2 separate regions of the Homo sapiens genome follow, and region 1 is linked to region 2. Evidence: read pairs that join two places in POLR2A ChIA-PET (ENCODE). Cell type or tissue: A673. All regions are shown on one strand. Each heading gives the region's core, and the rest is flanking DNA. Links, peaks and the distances in the headings are about the cores only.

The links. ChIA-PET counts read pairs that join two places held together with the same protein. Peaks named below come from ENCODE experiments on the same cell type or tissue, not always from the same donor. Only the 100,000 strongest peaks of a DNase experiment are listed, where the experiment ranks them.
Region 1: POLR2A ChIA-PET joins it to region 2 with 5 read pairs; 6 of 35 experiments call an interaction of 5 or more read pairs at or near these places.

The regions. Positions count from the first base shown.
Region 1 is chr12:110,107,227-110,115,559 of GRCh38, reverse strand. No RefSeq gene overlaps it. Among named protein-coding and RNA genes, the nearest start is that of IFT81, 13 kb to the left of the region's middle. RefSeq lists enhancers at 5,405-5,996, 5,997-6,588. In A673, for the core only: no CTCF peak of the experiment used is centred there; no DNase peak of the experiment used is centred there.
Region 2 is chr12:110,165,779-110,174,111 of GRCh38, reverse strand. The region is part of intron 11 of IFT81 (intraflagellar transport 81); the gene reads right to left. Among named protein-coding and RNA genes, the nearest start is that of IFT81, 46 kb to the right of the region's middle. RefSeq lists an enhancer at 1,025-1,805. In A673, for the core only: no CTCF peak of the experiment used is centred there; DNase peaks (open chromatin) are centred at 4,861 and 5,211; H3K27ac peaks cover 6,168 bases.

The DNA.
Region 1 (8,333 bases), core at 76-8,075, 58 kb after region 2:
TTGAGCCCAGGAGATGGAGGTTGCAATGAGCCAAGATTGCACCACTGCACTCCAGCCTGGGTGACAGAGTGAGACTCTGTCTCAAAAAAAATTTTTTTTTAATTTAATCCACAGCAATGTGGATCCGGAGGGGCAGACTGACTTTATAGATAAAATTACACAATCAAAATGATGGGCAGTCAGGCCTTGTGGGGTCAGTGAATCCAGCCCCATGTCTTCCAAGCTGCACTTCTCTCTTCTAGCTGAAGTTCCAGGCATTATGTGAGTTAGGCCTAATTTCATTTCGGCACACTGCCTGCACCTACATAATCTCATTTAATCTTCACAACAAGTCTGCAAGGACAGTTTTTTGTTTTTCTTTTTTTAGACAGTCTAACTTTGTCACCCAGGCTGGAGTGCAGTGGTGTGATCATGGCTCACTGCAGCCTCAACCTCCTGGGCTCAAGAGATCCTCCTGCCTCAGCCTCCTGAGTAGCTGGGACTACAAGCGAGAACCACCATGCCTGGCTAATTTTTGCATTTTTCTTTAGAGACAGGGTCTCACTACATTGCCCAAGCTGGTCTTGAACTCCTGGGCTCAAGCAATTCTCCCGCCTTGGCCTCCCAAGAGGCTGGGATTATAGGCGTGAGCCACCACACCCAGCCACAGTATTATTTTTTTCCACTTTATGATTAAGGAAATTGAGACCTAGAGAGTTAACAGAGGCCCAAGGTCGCAGAGCTGGTAGCTGGCTGAGCCAAGATTCAAACATAGGTCTGCCTGATTCCAAAGCCATTTTCATCAGCCTCCTAAACTGGCTCCAAACTGGCCCAGCAGAGACCGAAAGAACCATAAATCAGGCTGCTGAGGTGGGAGGCACAGGGATTTTCTGTGTGGGAGGGACCACATCAACACAGTGCCTGGACTTCTGTGCCTACAAGGGCTTTGCCAAGGAAGCTCTTCTCACACCCAGGTATAGCTAATGGTTTGAAATCCAAGCGCTTATCCCAAAATCAAAGAGGGGGAAGATGGAGAGAAAACACTTGGCCAATGCTGGGAAAAAAAGTGTATTTTCATTTCAGATGCCTTTCAAGTTTCTTTTTTTCCCAGCTGAATGTTTGGTGTATTTATAGAGTTCAGGGGGAGTATTTAAGGGTAACCGGCAGTGGAGCTGCATTTTGGGCTATCAGGAAGCTGAGAATCATGCAGGAGAAGTTTGGTGGAAGCGGACAAGAGCAGCAGGGCACAAACTGGCTTTGTCTTTCATGTTGCCAAGACCACCTCATCCTCCTGGGGCTGATGACGTCAAATCGAGGTCTATGAGAGTGCTACAGATGAAATGATCGACTCAAAATGATGGGCAAATGGGTGAATGAATAAGCAAACTGTGGTATATACATACAGTAGAATATTATTCAGCCATAAAAAGAAATGAAGTACTGGTCCATGCTATAGCATATATGAACCTCAAAAACATGGTGCTGAGCAAAACAAGCCAAATGCAAAAGGCCACCCGTTGTATGACTCCTGTTATATGAAATACTCAGAATAGGCAAATCCCTAGAGACAGAATGTGGACTGGTGGTTGCCAGGGGCCAGGCAGAGGGGAGAATGCAAAGCAAGTGCTTAATCGGTACAGAATTTCCTTTTGAGGCCGGGCACAGTGGCTCACGCCTGTAATCCCAGCATTTTGGGAGGCCAAGGTGGGCAGATCACTTGAGGTCAGGAGTTCAAGACCAACCTGGCCAACATGGCAAAACCCTGTCTCTACTAAAAGTACAAAAAAATAGCCAGGTGCGGTGGTGCAGGCCCATAATCCCAGCTACGTGGGAGGCTGAGGCAGAAGAATCGCTTGAACCCAGGAGGTGGAGGTTACAGTGAGCCCAGATCGCACTACTGCACTCCAGCCTGGGTGACAGAGCAACACTCTGTCTCAAAAAAAAAAAAAAAAAAAAAAAAAAAAAAGCATTTCCTTTTGAGGTGATGAAAATGTTCTGGAAATAGACAGAGGTGGTTGTACGATATATGTTAATGTACTAATTACCATGGAATTGTTCCTTTTAAAATGGTTGGTTTTATGTTATGTGACTCTCATCTCAATTATATTTTTTTTTTTGGAAAAAAAAATTCCCTTCCTTCCCGTCCCTCCCTTCCTTCCTTCCTCTCTCTCTTTCCTCCCTTTTCTTTCCTTCTTTCTTTCTTTCTTTTTTTTTTTTTTTTTTTTTTGAGACAGGGTCTCGTCCAAGCTGGAGTGCAGTGGCATGATCATGGCTCACTGCAGCCTCGACCTCCTGGACTCAAGTGATCCTCCTCAACCTCCTGAGTAGCTGAGACTACACCCACCACCATGCCCAGCTAATTTTTAATTTTTTGTAGAAACATGGTCCCGCTACGTTGCCCAGGCTAGTCTCAAACTCTTGGGCTCAAATGATCCTCCTGCCTTGGCCTCCCAAAGCTCTGGGATTATAGGCATGGGACACCATGCCCAGCCAGCAAGGTCTTTTCTGTTCCTCTTACTTAAAGTAACCAACCCACCAGTCACCCTCCATCACTGTGCTCTTCAGACTGTTGGTCATGGCCTATTAGAGGGAATGGAAATCAATTTAGTGGATCTCAATTAACATTTTAAAAAATGAAATGAAATAAAACAGAAAATATCACACAAGGATAAGGGTAAATATTACTGTGTCAGAAATTTTTTTACTTTTTTTTTTTTTTTTTGAGACGGAGTTTCCCTCTGTGGCCCAGGCTGGAGTGCAGTGGTGCAATCTCAGATCACTGCAGCCTCCACCTCCCTGGTTCAGCGAGTCTCCTGCCTCAACCTCCCGAGTAGCTGGGATTACAGGCACGAGCCACCATGCCCAGCTAACTTTTTTGTATTTTTAGTAGAGATGGGGGTTTCGCCATGTTGTCCAGGCTGGTCTGGAACTCTTGACTTCAAATGATCTGCCTGCCTCGGCCTCCTAAAATGCTGGGATTACAGGCATGAGCCACCACGCCCAGCCTATTTTTTGCTTCTTAATAAACCACTCCAAATTTATTGATATGCAACCGTTTTTTCCCACAAGTCTGTGGGTTAGCTGGGCTCAGCTGGGCGGTTCTGCTCCATGTGGTATCTGCTGGGATCACTCATACGGCTGAATCCAGCTGGAGGTCCGTGTGGGGCTAGAACATCCAAGGTGGCATCCCTCTTGGATCTGGATGTTAGTGTTGGTGGCCACTTCTTCACATGGAAGCTCTCCTTCTCTTGTGGCCTCTCATCATTCAGTTGTCTGACCTGAGCTTCCTTTCATGGTTCTGGGTACAAAGAGCACAAAAGTGGAAGCTGCCAGTCCCCTTAAGGCTGAAGCCCAGAAAAGGCACAAAGTTGTTTCCGCTGCATCCTATTGCCCAAAGCAAATCACAAGAGCCACCCAGATTTAAGGGAAGGGAGAGGCTGGGTGTGGTGGCTCATGCCTATAGTCCCAGTACCTTGGGAAGCTGAGGCAGGAGGACAGCTTGAGCCCAGGAGTTTGAACTCAACATAGTGAGACCCCAACTCTACAAAAAAATGAAAAAATCAGCTGGCGTGGTGCTGCATGCCTGTAGTCCTACCTACTCGGGAGGCTGAGGCAGGAGTGTTACCAAAACACCAGGGGTTCAGACTAGGTCCTGCTGCTTGCCACACAGAAAGCCAATCACTGACAGGACAAGTATTGCCAAGGAAGAAGGCTTTAATTGGGTGCTGCAGCTGAAGTGATGGGAGCTGAGTCTCAAATCCAACTCCCTGGTCTACTAAAATTAGGAGTTTATATAGTGGGGAAGAAATGTAACAACATGCGGGAAAACAAGAACTAGGGAAGGGCAGGAAGTCATCTGATGCCCTGATCTGGTGAGTTTCAGTGCTTCAGTACTTGTTTTTGAGAGGCCTGAAGGTCCTCAGATAAAACAAATACAGCTTTAATAGCAGAAGGGTCAATGTCTATGTTTATCCAAAAGAACAGTGTATGGGAGTGTTGGGCCAGTTTCAGGAGGATCACTTGAGCCTAGGAGTTCAAGGCTTCAATGAGTTTGATCATACCACTGCACTCCAGCCTGAGTGACTGAGACTCTGTCTCTAAAACAAACAAATAACAAAAACAGGGAAGGGGAAGCTGGCTCCACCTCTTTTTTTTTTTTTTTTTTTTTTTTTGTAGAGATGGAGGTTCACTATGTTACCCAGGTGGGTATCAAACTCCTGGCCTCAAGCAATCCTCCAGCCTTGGCCTCCCGCTCGGTTTATAGGTGTGAGCCTCTGCACTGGGTCTTGACTCCACTTCTTTTTCTTTTTCTTTCTGAGATGGAGTCTTGCTCTGTCAGCCAGGCTGGAGTACAGTAGTGCAATGTCAGCTCACTGCAACTTTACCTCCCAGGTTCAAGAGATTCTCCTGCCTCAGCCTCCCAGGTAGCTGGGATTACAAGCATGTGCCACCACACCTGGCTAATTTTTGTATTTTTAGTAGAGACAGGGCTTTCACCATGTTGGCCAGGCTGGTCTCAAATTCCTAACCTCAAGTAATCCACCCTCCTCAGCCTCCCAAAGTGCTGGGATTATAGGCATGAGCCACCACGCCCAGCCTTAACTCCGCCTCTTGATGGGGGAGCAACATGTGCATTCTATGAATGGGAGAAGTTGTTGGCAGATGTTGGTGCAGACAGTCCACCACAGTTGTTTTTTCCCTTTTAATAAACATGCATGTGTGCGCATTGGTTCACATGATAAACATATCTCTTGCTGTGAGTCAAAGTCAAAAGGCTGGAAAAACACACTTCTATATCCTTTAAAAAATTTATTTCAGCCGAGGGCGGTGGCTCACGCCTGTAATCCCAGCACTTTGGGAGGCCAAGGCATGCGGATCACCTGAGGTTGGGAGTTCAAGACCACCCTGACCAACATGGAGAAACCCCGTCTCTACTAAAAATACAAAATTAGCCGGGTGTGGTGGCACATGCCTGTAATCCCAGCTGCTCGGGAGGCTGAGGCAGGAGAATTGCTTGAACCCAGGAGGCGGAGGTTGCAGTGAGCCAGAGATCACGCCATTACACTCCAGCCTGGGCAACAAGAGTGAAACTCTGTTTCAAAAAAAAAAATTTCTTTCATAGCCCTTAGTACTCTCTGACCTTAGCTTATTTTATTATAGATCTCTGCCATTCAAATGTAAGTTCCCTGAGGGCAGGGGCCTTGTCTGTCCTATTAGTCCTGTGTCCTCAGCACCTAATAGGGTCTGGCTGTTAAGAGGTGCTTAATAAATATCTGTAGTCATTGAGTAGGGTGTTGTTGAATCAGCTCTTATTTCTTGGGTGCTGAGCACTTAAAACATTATCTCATTTAATTTACTCAACATATATTTGAGCACCTACTGTGTGCCAGGCACTATTTGAGGTGATGGTGAAACAACAGGAAACAAAATAGACAATAATACCTGCCCTCAGTGAGTGTATTTTCACCATATAGTAGAGAACAGATTCACTGATACTATTTTGACAAAGAAGGAAACTGAGAGTCAGAGACGTCAGGCAACTTGCCCAAGGTCACACAGCTGTTAATTTCACCCTGACACCTGGCTCTTCTCCACTCTCCTGTAGATGTTGAATTTTGCCCAGAGATGGGCTTAGGTGGTTATGGATCTCAATTTCTGCAATTGTTTCCCTGAAGGACCAAACTTGTCTTTCTAGGAGTCAGACACAGGGCAGTGGGAACAGGTGAGTCCCATGACCTCAGAGTCCCTGCCCCTCCCACCCTTAGTTCCCCGACTCTGTGACAATGGCTCACACCTGGGGTGTTGCAGATTTGAGCCACAGATCCCAGTCACCCCCACTGTCTTATCGGCATGTGACATTCCCAAGTGGCTGGGGCGTGCAGGCTGGGCAAAGAATGCAGCCTGAACAAAAATAAACCTGTTACATTCCTTGGCAGCCCCCTGCCCCTTCCTGCTCTCCAGCCATCCATCCTCACAGCAGAGTCTGCCAGGGAAGGCAGAGAGAGGGCGAACAGGGTGGAGGAAGTCAGTGTTGCTACCCGGAGAGAGGGAGAGGAAAAGAGAGAGAGAGAGAGAGAGAGAGAGAGGAGAGGAGAGGGAAGAGAAAGAGAGAGAGAGAGATCACCTTATATGGGAACGTGTGCAGACAATATGTGGCAATGGCTTAAAGGGCAGCAGAGGTCAGATACCAGACAGATGGAAGAAATTAAACATGGGACAGAGCTTGTCCCTGAGCCCTGAAAACAGCTCTTGTTTCACAGCAAGTTCGCACAAAGCCTGGCCCATTTTCCTTTTTTGCCTAAGCCCTGCAAGATGTGTGTCCTAACCTCTCCGTGACTCTGAGTCAGGCCTCTCGACTCCGATTCTGTGGCTTGGCAGCGGTCTCAATCCTTTAAGGTCATTTATTTGACGAACAAAATTCCTCGTTGCAAATAAAAAGGAAAAGGCCAGGCCTATTTCTCAAGAGTTTCCAATATCTCTCCAAAGCACACAGATTAGTAGTTAATGAGTAAATAATCCTTCATTTCTCATGCATTCATTCAACAAAGATTGAGGACCTGTTACGCCTCAGGCACTGAGCCAGGGGCTGGAAAGATGGCAATGGTGACGATGATGATGACAATTAGCATTTGTTGATTTGCACTCATTTGATAAATATTTCAACAATTAATAATTTACTTTGCGCCTTTTATGATCCAGTCATTGATGATACAGAACATTGATCTACATCATCTGGTTCCTGCCCTTGTGGAGTTTACAAGGAAGGCGAGGGATATTGAACACATGATCCCATTGAGTCCTCACAATAGTTCTTTGAGTTAGTTTACTATTATCATCCCCATTTAACACAGAGTTTTCCAACCTCTGCACTATGGATATTTTGGGCTGGATAATCTTTGTCTTGGAGGGGCTGCTCTGTGCATTGTAGGATATTTAGCAGTGTCCCTGGCCTTCTACCCAACTAGGTGCCAGCTGCAACCATTCCCCTCCCCCTAGTTGTGACAACCAAAAAAATCTCCAGACATTGCAAACTGTCCCGGAGGAAACAAAATTGTTCCCAGTTAAGAATCACTGATTCCACGGATGAGGAAATAGAGGGTCAGGGCGGGCTAAGACATTTCCTAAAGGTCATACCGCTGGTGGGTAGGACTCACACCCTGGTCTACCCAAAGCCCATGGTCCTTACCACTGCAATGTGAAACTGTATTTCCTTGACAACAGATGATTTTGAGTTTGGATGGTTGTAGACTTCATTATCTCATCCTACAAAATGGAAGTTATCTGTGTTAATTTGGATCCTCTGGGAAGCAGATGCCAGGACAGGCTCAGACTTGCAGGGGATTTATCAAGGGAATCCCTGTGAAAGATAAAGGGCGGACGTCTTCAGACTGGGATACTGGGCTAACACCTGGGGAAAGAGACGGGGAAGGAAAGAGTGAGTAGGAGGAGCTGCAGACAGCAATGCGGGTCTCAGAAAGTTTTGGCTGGACTGATGAGGGCTTCCTGAACAAAGTCACTGGTAGGATGAATCTCAGGTCAGCAGCAGTGGGGCTGTGCTACCACCCCCGCTGTGCTGTCATTGGCTAGGAGCCATCTGAGGAAATATGGCCTTGGCGTGAACTTGGTGGATCCAGAGGAATGGGAATGAGGACTGTGAGTCAACTGTGCTCTCCGTGCAGACTCTCTTTTTTTTTAAGACAAGGTCTCACTCTGTCACTCAGGCTGGAATGCAGTGCCATGATCACAGCTCACTGCAGCCTCAACCTCCTGGGTTCAAGTGATTCTCATGCCTCAGCCTCCTGAGTAGCTGGGACCACAGACGCATGCCGCCACGCCTGGCTAATTTTTGTATTTTTTAGTAGAGCCAGGGTTTCATCATGTTGGCCAGGCTGGTCTCGATCTCCTGACCTTAAGTGATCCTCAAGTGATTTCAGCCTCCCAAAGTGCTGGGATTATAGTCATGAGCCACTGCACCCGGCCGTGCAGACTCTCTAGAGGGAGATGCAAGCCGTGCACTACATGGCTGTGACATCATCAAAGTGGTGCCCATTGGTTACATTCACCTTAAGGCAAGGAGACTAAAAAGTGGTGCACTTTTTAGGAGACTACCAGTGGTGCAGTGGGGAACAAAGCCAGGTTGGCCTTCTTTAAGCAAAAGTGTTCATTTTCCTTGCATTGTCTTGAGCTTCTTAGTGATCTTCAAAGTCAGCTCTGACTTGAGTTCCATCAGTGAGGAAGTAAAGAGCACAGACTTGAAGGGCTACCGGTTAGCTGGTTGGCCTTGGTTTCCCCATTTGCATGATGGAGTTAACCTGCCCTAACTCACAGGGTTGATGTGAGGATTTAATGTATAG
Region 2 (8,333 bases), core at 303-8,302:
TAGAGATGGGGTTTCACTGTGTTAGCCAGGATGGTCTCGATCTCCTGACCTCATGATCCACCCGCCTCAGTCTCCCAAAGTGCTGGGATTACAGGCGTGAGCCACCGTGCCCGGCCTAATTTTTCTTTTTTTTTCTTTCTTTTTTTTTTTATTGATCATTCTTGGGTGTTTCTCACAGAGGGGGATTTGGCAGGGTCATAGGACAATAGTGGAGGGAAGGTCAGCAGATAAACAAGTGAACAAAGGTCTCTGGTTTTCCTAGGCAGAGGACCCTGAGGCCTTCCGCAGTGTTTGTGTCCCTGGGTACTTGAGATTAGGGAGTGGTGATGACTCTTAACCAGCATGCTGCCTTCAAGCATCTGTTTAACAAAGCACATCTTGCACTGCCCTTAATCCATTTAACCCTGAGTGGACACAGCACATGTTTCAGAGAGCACAGGGTTGGGGGATAAGGTCACAGATCAACAGGATCCCAAGGCAGAAGAATTTTTCTTAGTACAGAACAAAATGAAAAGTCTCCCATGTCTACTTCTTTCCACACAGACACGGCAACCATCCTATTTCTCAATCTTTTCCCCACCTTTCCCCGCTTTCTATTCCACAAAACCACCATTGTCATCATGGCCTGTTCTCAATGAGCTGTTGGGCACACCTCCCAGACGGGATGGTGGCCGGGCAGAGGGGCTCCTCACTTCCCAGTAGGGGCGGCCGGGCAGAGGCGCCCCTCACCTCCCGGACGAGGCGGCTGGCCGGGCGGGGGGCTGACCCCCCCACCTCCCTCCCGGACGGGGTGGCTGGCCGGGCAGAGAGGCTCCTCACTTCCCAGTAGGGGCGGCCGGGCAGAGGCGCCCCTCACCTCCCGGACGGGGCGGCTGGCCGGGTGGGGGGCTGAACCCCCACCTCCCTCCCGGACGGGGCGGCTGGCTGGGCGGGGGGCTGACCCCCCCACCTCCCTCCTGGACGGGGCGGCTGGCCGGGCGGGGGGCTGACCCCCCCACCTCCCTCCCGGATGGGGCGGCTGGTCGGGCAGAGGGGCTCCTCACTTCCCAGTAGGGGCAGCTGGGCAGAGGCGCCCCTCACCTCCTGGACGGGGCGGCTGGCCGGGTGGGGGGCTGACCCCCCCACCTCCCTCCTGGACAGGGCGGCTGGCCTGGCGGGGGCTGACCCCCACCTCCCTCCCGGACGGGGCGGCTGCCGGGCGGAGACGCTCCTCACTTTCCAGACTGGGCAGCCAGGCAGAGGGGCTCCTCACATCCCAGACGATGGGCGGCCAGGCAGAGACGCTCCTCACTTCCTAGACGGGGTGGCGGCCGGGCAGAGGCTGCACTCTGGGCACTTTGGGAGGCCAAGGCAGGCGGCTGGGGGGTGGAGGTTGTAGCGACACGAGATCACGCCACTGCACTCCAGCCTGGGCACCATTGAGCACTGAGTGAACCAGACACCATCTGCAATCCCGGCACCTCCGGAGGCCGAGGCTGGCGGATCACTCGCGGTTAGGAGCTGGAGACCAGCCCGGCCAACACAGCGAAACCCTGTCTCCACCAAAAAAATACGAAAACCAGTCAGGCGTGGCGGCGCGCGCCTGCAATTGCAGGCACTCGGCAGGCTGAGGCAGGAGAATCAGGCAGGGAGGTTGCAGTGAGCCGAGATGGCAGCAGTACAGTCCAGCTTCAGCTCGGCATCAGAGGGAGACCGTGGAAAGAGAGGGAGAGGGAGACCGTGGGGAGAGGGAGACCGTGGGGAGAGGGAGACCATGGGGAGAGGCAGAGGCAGAGGCAGAGGAGGCAGAGGAGGCAGAGGAGGCAGAGGCAGAGGCAGAGGCAGAGGCAAATTTTTCTATTTTTAGTGGAGACAGGGTTTCATCACGTTGGCCAGGCTGGTCTAGAACGCCTGACCTCAGGTGATCCTCCTGCCTCGGCCTCCCAAAGTGCTGGGATTACAGGCCTGAGCCACCACGTCTGGCCAGAACCATTTTTTAAAATAAAAAAGCACTAGGAAACCTACAGAGAAATTAATACTACTTACCAAAGTTCAGTAAGTTAGAAAAAATAACTAGAATGAACACTTTTGTCTTCAAATCCTGCTAGTCCAACATCCATGCTATTTTCCATTTCTTAATTAAATCACATCTTTGTCAGTTATTTCATCAAACGATGTATAAGCATAGACAACTACAGGAATTGGCCCAAGGGAGTTAGGCACGAGATGAGATAGAACCAACTGTTTAGGAGTGGCATGAATATACACAAAGCCCACAGTCTTTCTGCTCATTTGTCAGTGTCTTGTGCTCTAGACAGAACTTCAGACTTGAAGAAAACCTGAAAAGGCCATCATGTCACGCTCCAATAAATTATTTGGATTCCCTGAAGTCTGGTCTCAGAGTTGCTCTTTGTTTTAAGGCAAGAGAAAATGTTCAAAGCAGCCTTTGTTATTTGCTAAAATGACAGTCTTTTAAAATCACGCATCATAACTAGTCCCACATAAATACACATAAAAATACTATTCTAACCTTTTCTAACCTGTTAGTGGCACATTTTCAACTGTAAATTAGAAAATCTCACCAAGTCAAGCATAAGCAATGTAATTATCTACATATGGTAGTGGCTAGTTAACTGCTCAGTCTTTTAAGAGAGTCTGTAATAATCGATATGATATATGCGGGTAGAAATCTGTATTAAATGAAATTTGTGACACAGGAACATCCATCTGTGGAACACAGTTAATCACACCATCCAAGGTCTCTGTGCTTCTATTATAAATCAAATCACCACCACACAGCTGTTACTATCTCTAACGGGTGCTTCCACTGCTGTCCAAGCAGTTAATTCTCCAGAAAAAAAAAAAAAATCCATGAAAACTTTTAAAATTTGGGGTTAAAAGTGTGGCATTACCTAGACTGCATGCATAATACACTACACTTCTATTACAGTGAACTGAGCCAAATTTATTTGATTCTGTTTTGTTCTTTCTCTTGGGAAATTTTAGGGGCCTCAGGTCCTGCTATGAACTCTAAAGAGTACAATGTGATTTGAAAGGTTCTAAAAATATCACAGGTTTGCCTAGGCTCACTTAGAAGGGTGGATGATTCAATTACAAGTGTCAAAATTTGATTCCTAATTTTTCAGGACCTGACAGCTGCAGCACATCTTGCCAGGATTCCCTTATCTTCATTGTGCTTCTCTTTGAAGTATTTAAAGAAGATTTCATAATCTTTCCAATTTAGCTCTAAGATTTGTCAGTAGCTGTAGAATGAATTGGCTGGCCCTTTCTAAAGCTGCTTATAAATATTATTTGACCAAGCATATTTTAAAAGTAGCTGTAACTACAAAACAGCTGAGCTTCTTGTGATGGTCAGGGGAGAAAACACAATGGACTATAATACTCCCATACACCATAAACCAAGGATGACCTTTCATTGCATGAGTTCCAGTGGAACCTTAACTGGAGGTACATTTATTGCTATAAAAAAAATTCAGATCCCAAAGGCATGCATTCATCTGAATGACCACTCTGGGAAGGGTACTAGTACTGCATATCATTGGGACTGATTTTTTGTTTGCTCTTTCAAATTATGAAAGCAGAGAATCAGAGAGATCAAGGTGACTAAGATGGTAAAATCACTAGCTACTGGCACTACTTACAAGAGGCACATGTTCTATTCTTCGTCCTTCCAGTAAATGAGAGAAAGTCTTCAAGCTGAGATTGCTGCCTATGAAACAGCAAAAATCACGCCAAAAGAGGTAGCTGAAGGCTACCAGATTAAATGGCAAATTTAAGTTTCTCACCAGGTATTTAAAAAATAATACAGGCATGAACCACAATGCCTGGCATAATCAGATTTTTTAAGATTAAAAAACCTGGCCAGGCACAGTGGCTTACGCCTGTAATCCCAGCACTTTGGGAGGCTAAGGCGGGTGGATCATGAGGTCAGGAGATTGAGACCATCCTGGCTAACATGGTGAAACCCCATCTCTACTAAAAATACAAAAAAATTAGCCGGGCATGGTGGCGGGCACCTGTAGTCCCAGCTACTCGGGAGGCTGAGGCAGGAGAATGGCGTGAACCCGGGAGGCAGAGCTTGCAGTGAGCCAAGATCGCACCACTGCACTCCAGCCTGGGCAACAGAGCAAGACTCCATCTCAAAAAATAAATAAATAAAATAAATAAAGATTAAAAAACCCAACCCAAAATACAGATCCAATGTTCTTCTACTTAGTGCACACATTACTTCAAAAATGTCCCTTATCTGGGCTGGGTGAGGTGGCTCAAGCCTGTGATCCCAGCACTTTGGGAAGCCGAGGTGGGCGGATCACTTGAGGTCAGGAGTTCAAGCCCAGCCTGGCTAACATGGTGAAACTCCGTCTGTACTAAAAATACAAAAATTAGTCGGGCATGGTGGTGGGCACCTGCAATCCCAGCCACCTGGGAGGCTGAGGCATGAGAATCGCTTGAACCCGGGAGGCGGAGGTTGCAGTGGGTTGAGATCATGTCAGTGCACTCCAGCCTGAGTGACAGAGTGAGACTGTCAGGCTGCTCCATTACTGAAGAAAGCTCAAGTGGTAGACATTTTTCTCTGAAGTCAATCAAATATTTCATTCTAATCACCATTCATTGGTCCTAATTTGGCTTTCTCATAAACAAAAAAAATAACACTAATCCATCTGTGTCAGGGGTCCCCAAGACCATCTCTAGATTCAGTGATTCACTGGGAGAACTCAAAGTATACAGTCATACTCTTAGCTATGATTTATTACACTGAATACCAAGCAAAATCGCAGAGGGAAAAGGCACATGGGGTGAAATTTGGAGGAAACCAGGTGCAAACTTCTAAAAGTTGTCTCCCACTGCAGTCACAGAGGGCATAATTAATTCCTCCAGTGATGAGTTATAACAACACGCATGAAATGATCAGGGAGGCTCATTAGAGACTTAGTTCTCAAGGTTTTTACTAGGAGCTGATCATCTAGGCACATTCTGCCTAGCCTGTACCAAAATTCCAGAAAGAAGAAAGAAAGAAAGAGAGAGAGAGAGGAAGGAAGGAAGGAAGGAAGGAAGGAAGGAAGGAAGGAAGGAAGGAAGGAAGGAAGGGAGGAAGGAAAAGAAAGAAAGACAAAGAAAGAGGCAAGCAAGCAGGAGCTCGACATAAAGCACACTCTTCATATACTTTAGGCAAGGTGAGCCATTCTTATCAGTGAATGGCAGGAATCCATCCAAGAACCAAGTTCCCCCAGATGCCAGCCAAGGGCCAACTTTGCAAGCAGACCTTTCTAGGGATAGCAGTCTCAGGCCTGCATGTTAATTTTTTTCTGAACACCATCTTTTCCATAATCCTTTAACTATTTATTATGTCTTTCTTCAGTCTTTTATTCCTCAGTTAATACATAATCAATTCCCACTGTGTCTTTCTCTAGTCTTTTGTTTCAGTTAATACATAATCAATTATTGATATGAAAGTTTCCAGACTTTTTGTCCATTTTAGTCACCCTCATGTGGGACTCTGGCATGATTGTCTCTTAAAACATGAAGTCAAAAATATAAAATAATACTCCAGGCATAATCAGACCATAAACAGGATACTTTTTAAAAAAATTAATGTAGTATAATCGTTTATGCATTTTTTAAAGCTGCGTTAGTAACAGATGATGTGTTGAATTGGCAAACAAAACTTGAATTCTACCACATTATATTTATTATAATCCCATTAATGGCATTTTGTTTAAGCACAGTGCCCCTATCTACCAAGATGATTCTGAATTATAATTCCATCATGTGTTTCAGGTTGACTATTTCTTCCAGCTTTCTGTCATGTGCAAACTATTGATGACTCTACAGCCAGACTGCTAAATCCAACTCCTGGTTCTACTACTTACTAGCAATGGGGTGTCAGGCAAGTCAGCTTAAAACCTCTGCATGTCTCAGATCCTTTATCTGTAAAAACTGGGTATAGTAATTACAGCCAGGCGCAGGCTCACGCCTGTAATCCTAACACTTCAGGAGGCCGAAGTGGGAGGACTGCTTGAGGCCGGGAGTTTAAGACCAGCCTGGGAAACATAGTGAGACCACATCTCTACAAAACAAAACAAAAAAAGAAAATTAGCTGGGCATGGTGGCTCGTGCCTGTAGTCCGAGCTTCTCAGGAGGCTGAGGTAGGAGGATCACTTGAGCCTAGGAGTTTCAGGCTGCAGTAAGCCATGATCACACCACCGCACTCCAGCCTGGGTGACAGAGTGAGATCCTGTCTCTGGGGAAAAAAAAAAAAAAAAAGAAACCTAAATAAAAAAAAATTGTACTTACAGAGTCGTACAATGACAAAAATGAGAATAATGTATATAAGAAGCCTAGTATGATATATGGCACGTTGTAATTGCCTAATTAAAAAATTATTATTTATCTAAAGTATTGATAATAATAAACAAATCAGGATAAAGGGCAAATCTCCATGGCATTTTTTGTGTGTACATTTCCTCAGAGATGACAGCAATCAAAATATTTTGAGACTATCAATTCAACCAGATTTATATTAAGATATACTTAAAATTCAATATAAAAACCTTTGAGATATAAAAACAGTAAAATATTCATTACTATTTATTTTCAGTTATGTTAGCAGGGTGTAATCTCTAAACTAAATGTAGTCATTTAATAGAGTGTAGTTTCTATCATCTTTCAAATACTGGTATGAAGGGAAAGAAATCAAGATTGACTGGATGGGTAGGAAAATGTATCTTTTATCACTGAGAAGATCATTTCAACTGTTCAAGCAATTCCTACTTATGTCAGAACTCTGGCAGATAAGAGAAAAATACATGCCTGTGCTTATTCCTGTGTACTGCCTTACTTTATGAAAATAAAATGTTAAAATGATAAAGTACAATGGGGGGGAAGTACTTCCAGAAACTTCGTCTTTTACTAATAAGGAAAACCAATGAAATACCAATAAAAAGGCCTAGTAAAGAAAAAAATATCTGTAGCATCTGCAATCAGAAGAGCTAAAACTCTTAGACAGTATGTAACATCTGGAACATTAACTTTAATGGCAGTAGGAAGCATCAAAATGTATACTTCACCACCAAACTAAAAACTGCTAATGGACCTCTAAAAAGAAAATGACTAAAGAATATAAATCACTGTATATGTCTAGAACTTGTTACATTTACGCAAATTAACATTATGTTCCTAAATTTTTCCAAGATAAGATCAATCAAATAACTACATATCGACAATCAAGGAATAAAGTTTTACATCCAAACAAATGGCTGTCATATAATTTCTGGCAAATATACACTTCCCAATTAATGATTGTTCACAGTGTAGTCCTCTTTAGAGTCAAATATGATTCCTAAAATTTACCCATTCTAATAGTGCCATCTCCAAGGCACTATAGGAATGGGTAAATTTTAGGAATCATATTTGATGGCAATAAAATATTGCCATTAGGATGGCAATAGTCTCTTACATGCTAACTGTGTAACTTTGGGAAAATTATTTCAATTTCTCTGTTTCTTAAGTTACAAAATGGAGGTAATATTTACTTCAGAGGCTTTCTGAGAGGATGAATTAGGGTATATTGTGAGATAACATAAAATTTACCACTTTTACCATTTTTAAGTATACAGTTCTGTGGCTTTAAGTACATTCATGTTGCTGTTGTATAACCATTACTAAAGCTATATTTTTTAAGTGCTCAAGACTGAGCATGCAGTAACTGCTCAGAGAATGGCAGCTAGAATTATTCTCATTAATGCTATCTTATTCCATTTTAAATTTGTGTAAATTATTTATTCCTAAACAGAAACTATTTCATATTTATTTCCACTAAATTGCTCCCAGTCTGGGAAATACTAGTTTCAACTTTTAAGCTGTGAACTATATTTCTAGCTTTCAAATTCTTCATCCAAGTGATTGACAAAAATATACAAATACTAAGAACTAACACACAGCATTTACTATGTGCCTAGTGCTGTTCTAAGCATGTTCAATTAATCCTCAAAATAATTCTAGGAGTTACATACTACAAACATTCACATTTTACAGCTGAGTATAAAGAGGGTAAGGAACTCGTCCAAGGTCATCCAGCTGGTAAACGGCAAAACCAGGATTTGCACTCAAACAACCAAGTTCTAGAGCCACTCTTAACCACTCCACCATGCTGCCTCTGACACACATAGTTAACATACCACCCATGCAAATGATTACTTTCAGATGCCAGGTGTTATATGTTGACTGAGCCTTTGAGTTTCTCAGAAGCTTTAGCACCTATTATTTCATGTGCCTTTCCTAGAGATAATAAAGAGCAATCAGCCCCATTTTACAGATAGAGAAGCCTCAGGGAG